Regions from separate parts of the Homo sapiens genome. Here region 1 is linked to region 2. A link is a contact called in ENCODE Hi-C or POLR2A ChIA-PET data. All regions are on one chromosome and are shown on one strand. Each heading gives the region's core, a stretch centred on a gene start or an enhancer-like site at or near the end of the contact. The rest is flanking DNA. Distances are from core to core; before and after follow the strand shown. Region 1 has its middle 49 kb from the start of TJP1. Region 2 overlaps TJP1 (tight junction protein 1).

What was found. A loop is a pair of places that touch in the nucleus more often than their neighbours do. ChIA-PET counts read pairs that join two places held with the same protein, here RNA polymerase II (POLR2A). Pooled maps may share reads with other maps.
Region 1: a loop to region 2 is called in a map of CD8-positive, alpha-beta T cell, with 2.0 times the contacts of the local background. The contact joins two enhancer-like sites. A Hi-C loop is called at or near these places in 3 of 168 maps with a recorded cell type or tissue (CD8-positive, alpha-beta T cell, Panc1 and ascending aorta) and 2 of 50 pooled maps. POLR2A ChIA-PET finds 5 or more read pairs at or near these places in 4 of 52 experiments (BJ, H1, WTC11 and 1 more).

Annotation. Positions count from the first base shown.
Region 1 is chr15:29,869,403-29,874,015 of GRCh38, reverse strand. It overlaps a transcript of TJP1 not described here. Among named protein-coding and RNA genes, the nearest start is that of TJP1, 49 kb to the right of the region's middle. RefSeq lists enhancers at 609-1,108, 1,109-1,610. Within about 2 kb of position 2,411, at least 15 of the 41 ENCODE cell types and tissues checked have a DNase peak (open chromatin) inside an H3K27ac peak, as active enhancers do.
Region 2 is chr15:29,802,995-29,807,464 of GRCh38, reverse strand. All of the region lies in intron 1 of TJP1 (tight junction protein 1), which reads left to right. Among named protein-coding and RNA genes, the nearest start is that of TJP1, 17 kb to the left of the region's middle. Within about 2 kb of position 2,209, at least 2 of the 41 ENCODE cell types and tissues checked have a DNase peak (open chromatin) inside an H3K27ac peak, as active enhancers do.

The DNA of each region.
Region 1 (4,613 bases), core at 1,162-3,661, 66 kb before region 2:
AGAAGAAAACTGCTTTTCTTTCTGTCCCTTTGTTTTCTTTTAATTTAGAGTTTTGAGCCTGTTGGGTAAAAGCTATGCCTCATGCTGTACTTTGTGCAATATCTCACGTACTTCTTGTTCTCAGCAAAATGCAAAATAATGATCTGCCGTTCCATTTACAGAAGGATTTCTAGATTTGGAGAGAAATACCTGTTCGTGTTGAAATGGCAAGGAAAAGGGGTACATCATTAGCTTGACAGTTCTCCAGCTCTCAAGTCTCAAGTCTCCCCTAAGAAATCCCAAAGGCCATAAAGCCCCATGCCTAGTCTGAGCAAGTGGAGTCTGTCTTCTTATACCCTTGTTGAAAGAAAGGGAGAGGTCAGTGCTTGAAATCTACCAGATGAGAATATTAAAATAGGAAACTGTAAAAGAATATAAAGCATAGCAAAAATTGTCTTGATCATAAAAGAATAGCTCTCCATATTTTCTTAACATTTCTGTTTTGATTCAAAAAAGAAACTGACTCATCACAAGAAACAGTTTGCTCTTGCACACAGAGTTGTAGCAGCCAGGCTTGATCCCTGGGAGTAGGGACCGCAGGAGTGTGAGCTCCTGCAGCAGGGCCTTGTCGGTTTCCAGGACCTGTGTTAGGTTTTTGCTGTGAGGGATGTCGCCTTTGAATTTGGGAACAGCTAATATCCAGAATCAATTTTTTAAAATCTGAATGGCAGAGAGAATTTCCCACAAGTGTTTAGTGTATGTGACAAAATATAAAGTGAGTTGTCTATTTAATAAGAAATTCTTTTGCTAAACGGACCTCAAAAGAAATGCTTGAAGCTCCCAGCACTCACTCTGCCCTTCAGGGACAGAATTTGCCCTTCACCCACAGCAGGCCTTTGTGTGTGTGCTTGCTGAATGAATCCATGAGCCTATGCAGTTTTCTTCTACCAGTTTTCATCTGTGAAATCCCATTCATCCTGCAAGACCCATTTCAAACGCAGCTTTGAATCCAAAAATGACTTTCTGTGGAAATGAATGGTGCGTGCACATGTGTGTTTGTTCCAGCCTTCTGTCAGCTCTTGGAGGCAGGGACCTGGCCCTATTCCCATGCGTATCTCTGGAATGCTGAGCCCACAGTGCAGGTAATACCTTGCAGAGTGAAAGAGGGCATTTGAGATCCCCTGTGAGACTCACTCAGAGTGGACGTGCCGCACGACCTCTTGCTGGTGACTGGACCTTTCTGTGTGGTGGCTTCTCCAAAGAGGGGACACCAAGCCCTTGGTGCAGGGCCATGACGAGGACTAAAGGAGGTTTGTATGAAGGGGCCTAATGCAGGGTTTGAATGCAGTAGATGCTTCTAACGTACCAGCTCCTAGTTCTTGCTTTTTTCCATCGTTTCGCTTAAAGCTCTTACCTAGAACTTCACCACCATTGAGGATCACAGAACCATTTTTTCTTCCCAATGAAGAAATAGTTTCAAAACAATTCTGAAGATCTCAAGTCTCAAAGAGGTTATGTGCCTTAAGGCCCTCGGCTTGTCAGAGGGCAGACCTCCGTGGAACATGGTCTATTGCAAAGGACCAGCTTTCTTCAGTATCTGAAATATGTTTTTGTTATACTATCCTTGAATTGTGTTTTTGATTTTCTGTTCTAGTCTGTGCTTTCATCTTTGTTTTAAATTTGAATTTGAGTTCAAGGCTCTTCATCATCATGTCTGATTGAAATATAAGATGACAAATCTAGGGAAAATCAGGTTGCCACATAATCTAGCACAGTTATTTGCACATGTATGCTTACAATATAAGTACCTCTCTAACCCTACAGCATACTAGAGTTTGTAAGAGAAAAAACAAGCAGAGCTGACTGTGTTTTGGACTGGTAATGAAATGGTATCAAGGAGTCTTCCAGCTGACAGCCTCATAGGCCTTCCTGCAGTCACCATTGTGTCCCCCGCTGCCTACGAGGTTTCTTCTTCCACAGCCCACCCTGTGTAAATGCCTGGCCTTCCTTCTGACAGCTGTGTGCTGTGTGTTCAGACCTGTACTCCTTCAAAATACCTCAGAAAATATGGAAGTATTTCTAAGGCCTTCCATTCAAAGAAGAGGCATAGGCGCTCTGTAATTGTTTAGTAACTTTTTTTTGTTTATACTTCTCATGTCTTATGGCAATAAATCTATTTTAATGCTTTTGTACAGCTTGGCTAGCCAATGGTTCAGTTATCTGTTGCTTTGCAAGAAACTTTGTGGATTGTTGATCATTCTCCCTCTTGGTTCTGTGAGTGGGCAGTTCTCCCTCGGGTCTCTCTTGGGGCTGCAGTCCGATGACGTTAGGGCTGGACTCACGGGAATGCCCAGTGGGGCTGTATGCCCAAGACGGCTTTTTCACGTGCAGCTTGGCGCCTCAGCTGGGTGGCCGGGCCAGCTGGGGCCGTCTCCTACGTGACTAACGCACTTCCTCATAGGAAGGCCTCTCCAGGCGGTTGCGCCTCTCCCACGGCAAGCTTTCCCAGAGGCGCAGGTGGCAGCAGCAAGGCTTCTGATGAGCAAGTCTCAGAAAGCCAATGGCTTCGCTTCTCCTACGTTCACAGAGAGGGGGCTACACGGGCAAATCATAGCAGGTTTTGCCCACGAGGGCATGGTGGGAGTGAGGGGAGCTGGAAGGAGATGTCATTTTTGATTAGCTACCACAGCCGGAAAAACCAACTGTATATATTTTCCCATTTTATAACGTTTGCACGTTTATTAATATGTCTAATTTTATAGTTACTCTCAGAATTTTTGAGGTCTCTTTTATCTCACTTCCTGCTTTGCATACGTTTTTAGGACTGTGTGGGTAATATCCCAAAAGTTGGTTAAATGAGCCTTGAGTTGCTGACAGAGGCTTCTGTTACCGTCTCTAAGTGAGTGTTCAGTGCCGTCTTTAGAGGAGTATCTTTCCTTTCCTTTGTCCAGTGAGAACACAGCGGAGTATTCAGAGCTTGCCTCTGGGAAATGCCTCCTCCCTGCTCTCCAGCTAGCGTTGAGGAGGTGGCTGGAGGAGGGAAGCCCTCTGTGTCCTGGGGCTGGCCGCCAGTTCCCTCGTGACCTTGGGCCAGTGATCACACATGCTCGGCCTCGGTTTCCTCTCTTTGAATATATCAATCAACTTGTTAGCTTTATTAATGTCCTTTATCTTCTCTTCTCTTTGCATTGGCCCTCTGTTTAAAATTGGTCTTTCTAGTCCATAAGCAGGTGTAAGAGATAAGCTGCTGTTTCGCAGCAGGCTCCTGGGAGCACAGGTTGTGTTACTGAGGCAGAATCGTTAGTCTTCCTAACATCCCTGCAGGGACAGTTCTCCTGACAGGAATTGATAAGGGCACATTATGTAAAATCTGGAGGGCAAGCCTTTCCCTTTTAGGTCAACACTCACCCGCAAGCTAAAAAGGCTAATCAACAGAAGCATTTTCTGTGTTCATTCCAGAGAATTTCCCAGGGGCACAATAAATCTAGCCTGCCTGTTTACAGGAACATTGTTATTTAACAAGCTAGTTTCCAAGCTTAAGAGTTTTCGGTTTCATCAAATCTAACCCAGCTTGCTAAATGCCTGACATTCATTATTGTCTGCTCCGGTTCCTCTGTGTATTATAAGATAATTTTGCATACTTAATATAAAGATAGTTTTTACACACAGGACTAACCTTAAATTTATTAGAAAACTATTCTAAACTCTTGGATCCCTTTCTCTTTTTTTTCTTAACCATTTACCTATGATTCCATCCTGTCTTTAACCTGCCCACTAGTACTTCTAGCTAGCTAGTTTATCTGATTTACACATTCAGTAATTTATTTGTTCATCCATCTAATGTTATTTTGAGCCTCTGCTCTGGGCTATATAAATGTGATATTAGAAAGAGGAAAGGGACAGGCACAGTGGCTCACGCCTGTAATCCCAGCACTTTGGGAGGCTGGGCGGTGGGGGGCGGGGTGGTGGATTGCCTGAGGTCAGGAGTTCGAGACCAGTCTGGCCAACATGGTGAGTCTGGCCAACATGGTGAAACCCCATCTGTACTAAAAATACAAAAAAATTAGCCAGACGTGGTGGTGGGCACTTATAATCCCACCTACTCGGGAGGCTGAGGCAGGAGAATCACTTGAACCAGGGAGGTGGAGGTTGCAGTGAGCCGAGATCGCGCCACTGCACTCCAGCCTGGGCAACAGAGTGAGACTCTGTCTCAAAAAAAAAAAAAAAAAAAAAAAAAAAAAGAAAGAAAGAAAGAAAGACAGGGGAAAGGATATCGTTCTGCCTTCAAGATGCTGGAGTCTAGTGAGGAGGCACAGACCCTTGGCAGGTGGAACAGGGCAGCGGGTGATGCGGTGTCTGTAAGGTGCCTGTCTGATTTGGCTTCAAGGGACTGATAAGTCGCCTCAGCAGTCACATCGTGGGGTGTGGGGTTTAACCTTGACCACAGTAGGAAGGATGAACTTGGGATTGCATTACTTCTTCTGGAATCTGGACCTTAGTGCAGAACCTTGGGTAGTGGGAGTTTAGGATAAATTATTTGTGGCTCAGGGATTGCTGAGATACATGTTTTCTAAATTTTGATAAACACTGCCAAATCTCCCAGAGATGTCACGTCTAACACACACTCCCTTCAA
Region 2 (4,470 bases), core at 960-3,459:
GTATCTATCTTCAACCTTTAGAAGATGCTATACCTAAAAATAGTTTTATTTTTGATAACTTGAAAGCACTCTAGATTTTAAGTTTCCAAGAATATTTGTAACTGTCCCTACTGAGATTTTCTCAATATTTAATGTACACATAATGGTAACTTTTAAGCTGATGTTCTTTCACTCTTACTTTATAGCTAATGTAGCAGCTTATCTGTGAACTTAATGTTTTTAGCAGACCTTCAGCTTTGATCAACCAGAAAATTACAGGTTCACTGTGTCTGTCTTTCCGACTAATATTTCCTAATCATATCCATCTCATCATTTGTTTCCTAAACTGTTAACCAAGGGATGGACACAGTGATACATTTGTAAATTTAACCAGTGTTGAATACAGTGGGGTGTTGGATGCTAAATTTACTAAATTTCTATTGAGACTTTTATCCTATGGTTGCTGCCTTCTTATTTTGATCATTATTTTAATTCTTATGTTTCCTGAATTTTTATCTTCTATTCATGAAGTTTGTTGAATCCCTGAATATCGTTAGGACCCTTCTTCATTTTATTTTAGAGTGATCTTTTTTACTACCTCCTGGACATTTCTATTTTGGGAATTTAAATGACGGCCCATCAGATCAGTCCAAATATACATATTTTGCCTTACCTTTTAACATGTAGCACTATTCCCTTTGTACTTCATTTGTGTTGCAGTGATCACAATTTGAAATTATGTAATTGAAACTTCATTGAAGGGCAGGGGTCATCTGTTTTATTCACTGAAACCTACCTTGTCCTTCTCCTTAAGTTCCTGGCTCAACCTCATCTCCATAGATGATCTTGCTTTCAATTTGGATGGAAAAAAGCCAAAAAGACCAAAACAGAAACACTTTGGAGTTCAGAAGGAATGAGAAGCCGTTCAGTGTAGCAGCTTTGCTCACAGAAGGAACTTGGAGGGTTCACAGAGTGTTCTTAATACCTTTACTATTGGTTTTCCTAATGGGGAACTGCATGTCATCAAGAAAGGGTGTTCCTTGAAGATTTGTGGAAATTTTATTATTTTATGATGTCAGATAAATGAGGTGTATTGATCTAAAAAATTGAGGGATCTTAAGCTTTGGTGTATTCTCTGGACAGTAAGTAGTGTTTTGTATTAGCTCCATTGGTTTTCATGTATCCTCATTGTCTGCTTCTTCTCAAATTCCTTTGGTTGTCCACAGGGTTATCTTAGTCCTTGGGTAATTACATCTTTTCCTTTTGACTTCAGCACTGCTACTTGGTTGACTACTCAAGAGCCATTTTGAACTCCACCCACACTTCTCACTAACTTTCTAACTGGTTTCCCTTTCTCAAATCATTTTCCCATTACAGCCTTCAGGATGAATTCTTATATCATTTGATCGTCGAAAATTCTTTAGTGTCTTCCATTTGAGTTTAAAGTCCTTGGCATTATATTATAAAGCCTGTTGTGATCTGGTACCCTTGCACCTTCTCTCCTTTTACTCTCTCCTTGTTCCATAAATTGTACAACTTAGTCATATCAAAGCCAGCGTCATGTGTAGCATCACACAATCTTGCTGACATGCTGTTTCTTCTGAAACATCTTTCTCCACTTTTTTCCTGGACATCCTTCAAGCTTGATGAACTCAAAACGTTGCTGTCTCAGGGAACAGATCTCTGATCTTCACAGCAGACACAGTCCTTTTGCATCTTCCATAACAGCTCTTATCTATGTGGTGCAAAAGTTATTTATTTTGGTGCAAAAAGCTCATATCTTTTGATGCCATTTTAATGGCAAAAGCTGCAGTTATTTTTGCACCAACCTAAATACCATTTAGTGTTCTCAGCTGCTTCTTTGAGCCCCTAGGGAGGGAGAGGGACCTTTTTTTGGCCTCCCCAACACTTACCATGTCTGATACATGTTTGTTGAATGAATGAATGAATGAATGATACATGGATTGGTTTTGAAATTACAGCCATAAGGTTAGTAAAATTTAACTGGCTGTGTATTTAGATAATGTTAAGGAGTTCTTCATTTGGAGTATACTTTATATCTTCTCTTTTGGATTTGTTCTTCTCCCAGTTATAGGCTCATCCTGTCTTTTCAGTTATTGTGCCCTCCTATCTTTCCCCATTCAGTAATCAGTCCTGAAGGACAGTGAAACTGCCTAGAACTGGGATCTGAAGTTTTGGCAGGAAGCCCTTCAGAGTTGGTGATCTGAGTAGTGTCTTTGCCAGCTGGAGCTTAGAACAAAGAAACTAAACAAACTCTTGGCAGATTGTGAAATACAGCTTTTTGCTTCTTCAGAAATTGTGATTCTAGTCAGTTGATGCTGACTTAGAAATGTGCGCAGAACTCAGAATCCAGCAACCATGAATTGCAGTCACTTTTGATGCCTGCAGTGCTTCACTAATTATTGAATTTGTAGCCTGTTCATTGGAATTATAGTCTGATAGAATTTTGGAGCTAGAAAAGTCTTTTCATTTGAGATAATTTCACCCATTTCCCTAATTGTGTAGGTGAGGAAAATTAAGATCACGTTTCTAGTTGATGATACCTTTCGGCTCTGGTCTCCTTATGCCTGGTCTAGTTCATTTCCTGTTTACCAGCATCTGTCTGAGTTACTAGGGAATGGTAGTGCTAGAATCATGCTTAGAGGAGTAATACATTTTCCCCTTGGTCTCCTACAAGCCTAAATGTCTTGAACCTGAGACTGGTAATTTACCAGAAGCTTTTTGTGCAAGTTATGCAGTTATCCCTTGTGCATGTTTGAAATGAGAAAATGACAAGCAAGTTTACAATAAGGATATTAAGTTTTAAAAATAATTTGATAAGTAATAGATGAATGTAATTAAAAGTACAAAGGGCTCCCAGTGAAAAGTGAGACTCCTCCTACCTGGTTTTCCTTTCTCCACTCCAGAAGCCATGCGTTTCTTAGGTATTCTTCCAAAGGAACCTCCACACCCCTTGCTTTTCTAATGCATCAAAATTCTCAGTCATTAGTGAACATTTTTTCTTTATGGAATGCTCATTAAAATAGTGGTTAATAAATTTACTGGTACTAAAAATGTCTCATATCAATTTTAGCTTTGATTTCTGAGTGATTTACTAGAAGGATTTCTTAGTTTTTCCTCAGCATTTTATTATGATCACTTTCAAACACGTAACAAGATTGAAAGCAGTCTGCCATGGTTACCTGAATCCCAACCACTAAGATTCTACCATTATCATTTTACTGTATTTGCATTATTACATATTTACGTGTTTGTTCATCCTTCCATTCCTCATTCAGAACTCCTCATCAGTACTGCCTGGTTATATAAACAACCATGGATAGAATTTGCTACTTTTGCCACAGAAGCAAATGAAAGGCTAGAGAATGGAGAGAGATGACATGGTCCATCATTTAAACTAGGAATATATTTTTCTGTTTTTTGTTTTTTTTTTTTAAAGATAAGGAGTGGTAAAACATAGTAACTCACTTATATTATGGATTAAGTTGGTTTAGTGGCTGGTCAAGAGCCTAACCACTTCTTTTGATGTTTCATTCTCAATTACTTTCTTCTACATAGGTCTTCCTTCAGATAAATCAAGCTATAATTGATGTTTAACAGAGAAGTTTTTTGAGATGTGGACTTTTCCAGTCCTCCAAAGAAAAACTATATTGATTTTGATGTGGAATGGTGAGAGCAATTATGTTTTAGTATTTTAGTCTTCTCCCTTGTACAAAGCAAGTTTCTCTTATTGCACTCCTCCTGGAGACTGTACATTAAGACCTTAATGTATAGATTGCTTACTAACAGGAGAATAAACATTTTTTATAATTAACAATAAGAACATTAATCCTCTTAAGCATTATTTGATTTTCCTAAAAGCCAAGTGGAAAAACAGATACAGATGCTTCTCAGCTCACTTAGAACAATGTCCTGATTAAACTCATCGTAAGTTGAAAATACTTTACGTCAAAAATGCATTTAATACACCCAACCTACCCAGTATCATAAGCTTAGCCCAGCCTACCTTAACCATGCTCAGAACACTTACATTAGTATATAGTTGGGCAAAATTATCTAACACAAAAGCTTACTTCACAATAAAGTGTTGAATATCTCATATAATTTCTTGAATACTGTAGTGGAAATGAAAAACAATGGTTGTATGGGTACCATCGTAAAGTCAGAAAATCAAGTTGACCCATCCTAAGTCAGGGACTGTCTGTATTCGAAATGTCAAATAGGAATGAGATTTTGTGAATATAGTTTAAAATACATTGCCAGTTTGTTCTGATGGGGAATGGAGAAAGGAAAGCAGGAAGATAAAACACCTGATAGAAAAATGTCACCCACAGTCCCTTTACTTTGAAGGTGATAAACAATGTTAACATTTTGTTTATCCTTTGAGCCTTTATTCCCTACTAATGTTTAAACAAAATTAGGATAACCATGTACACGCTGTTTTACAACCTGCTCCCCCCTTAATGTTAA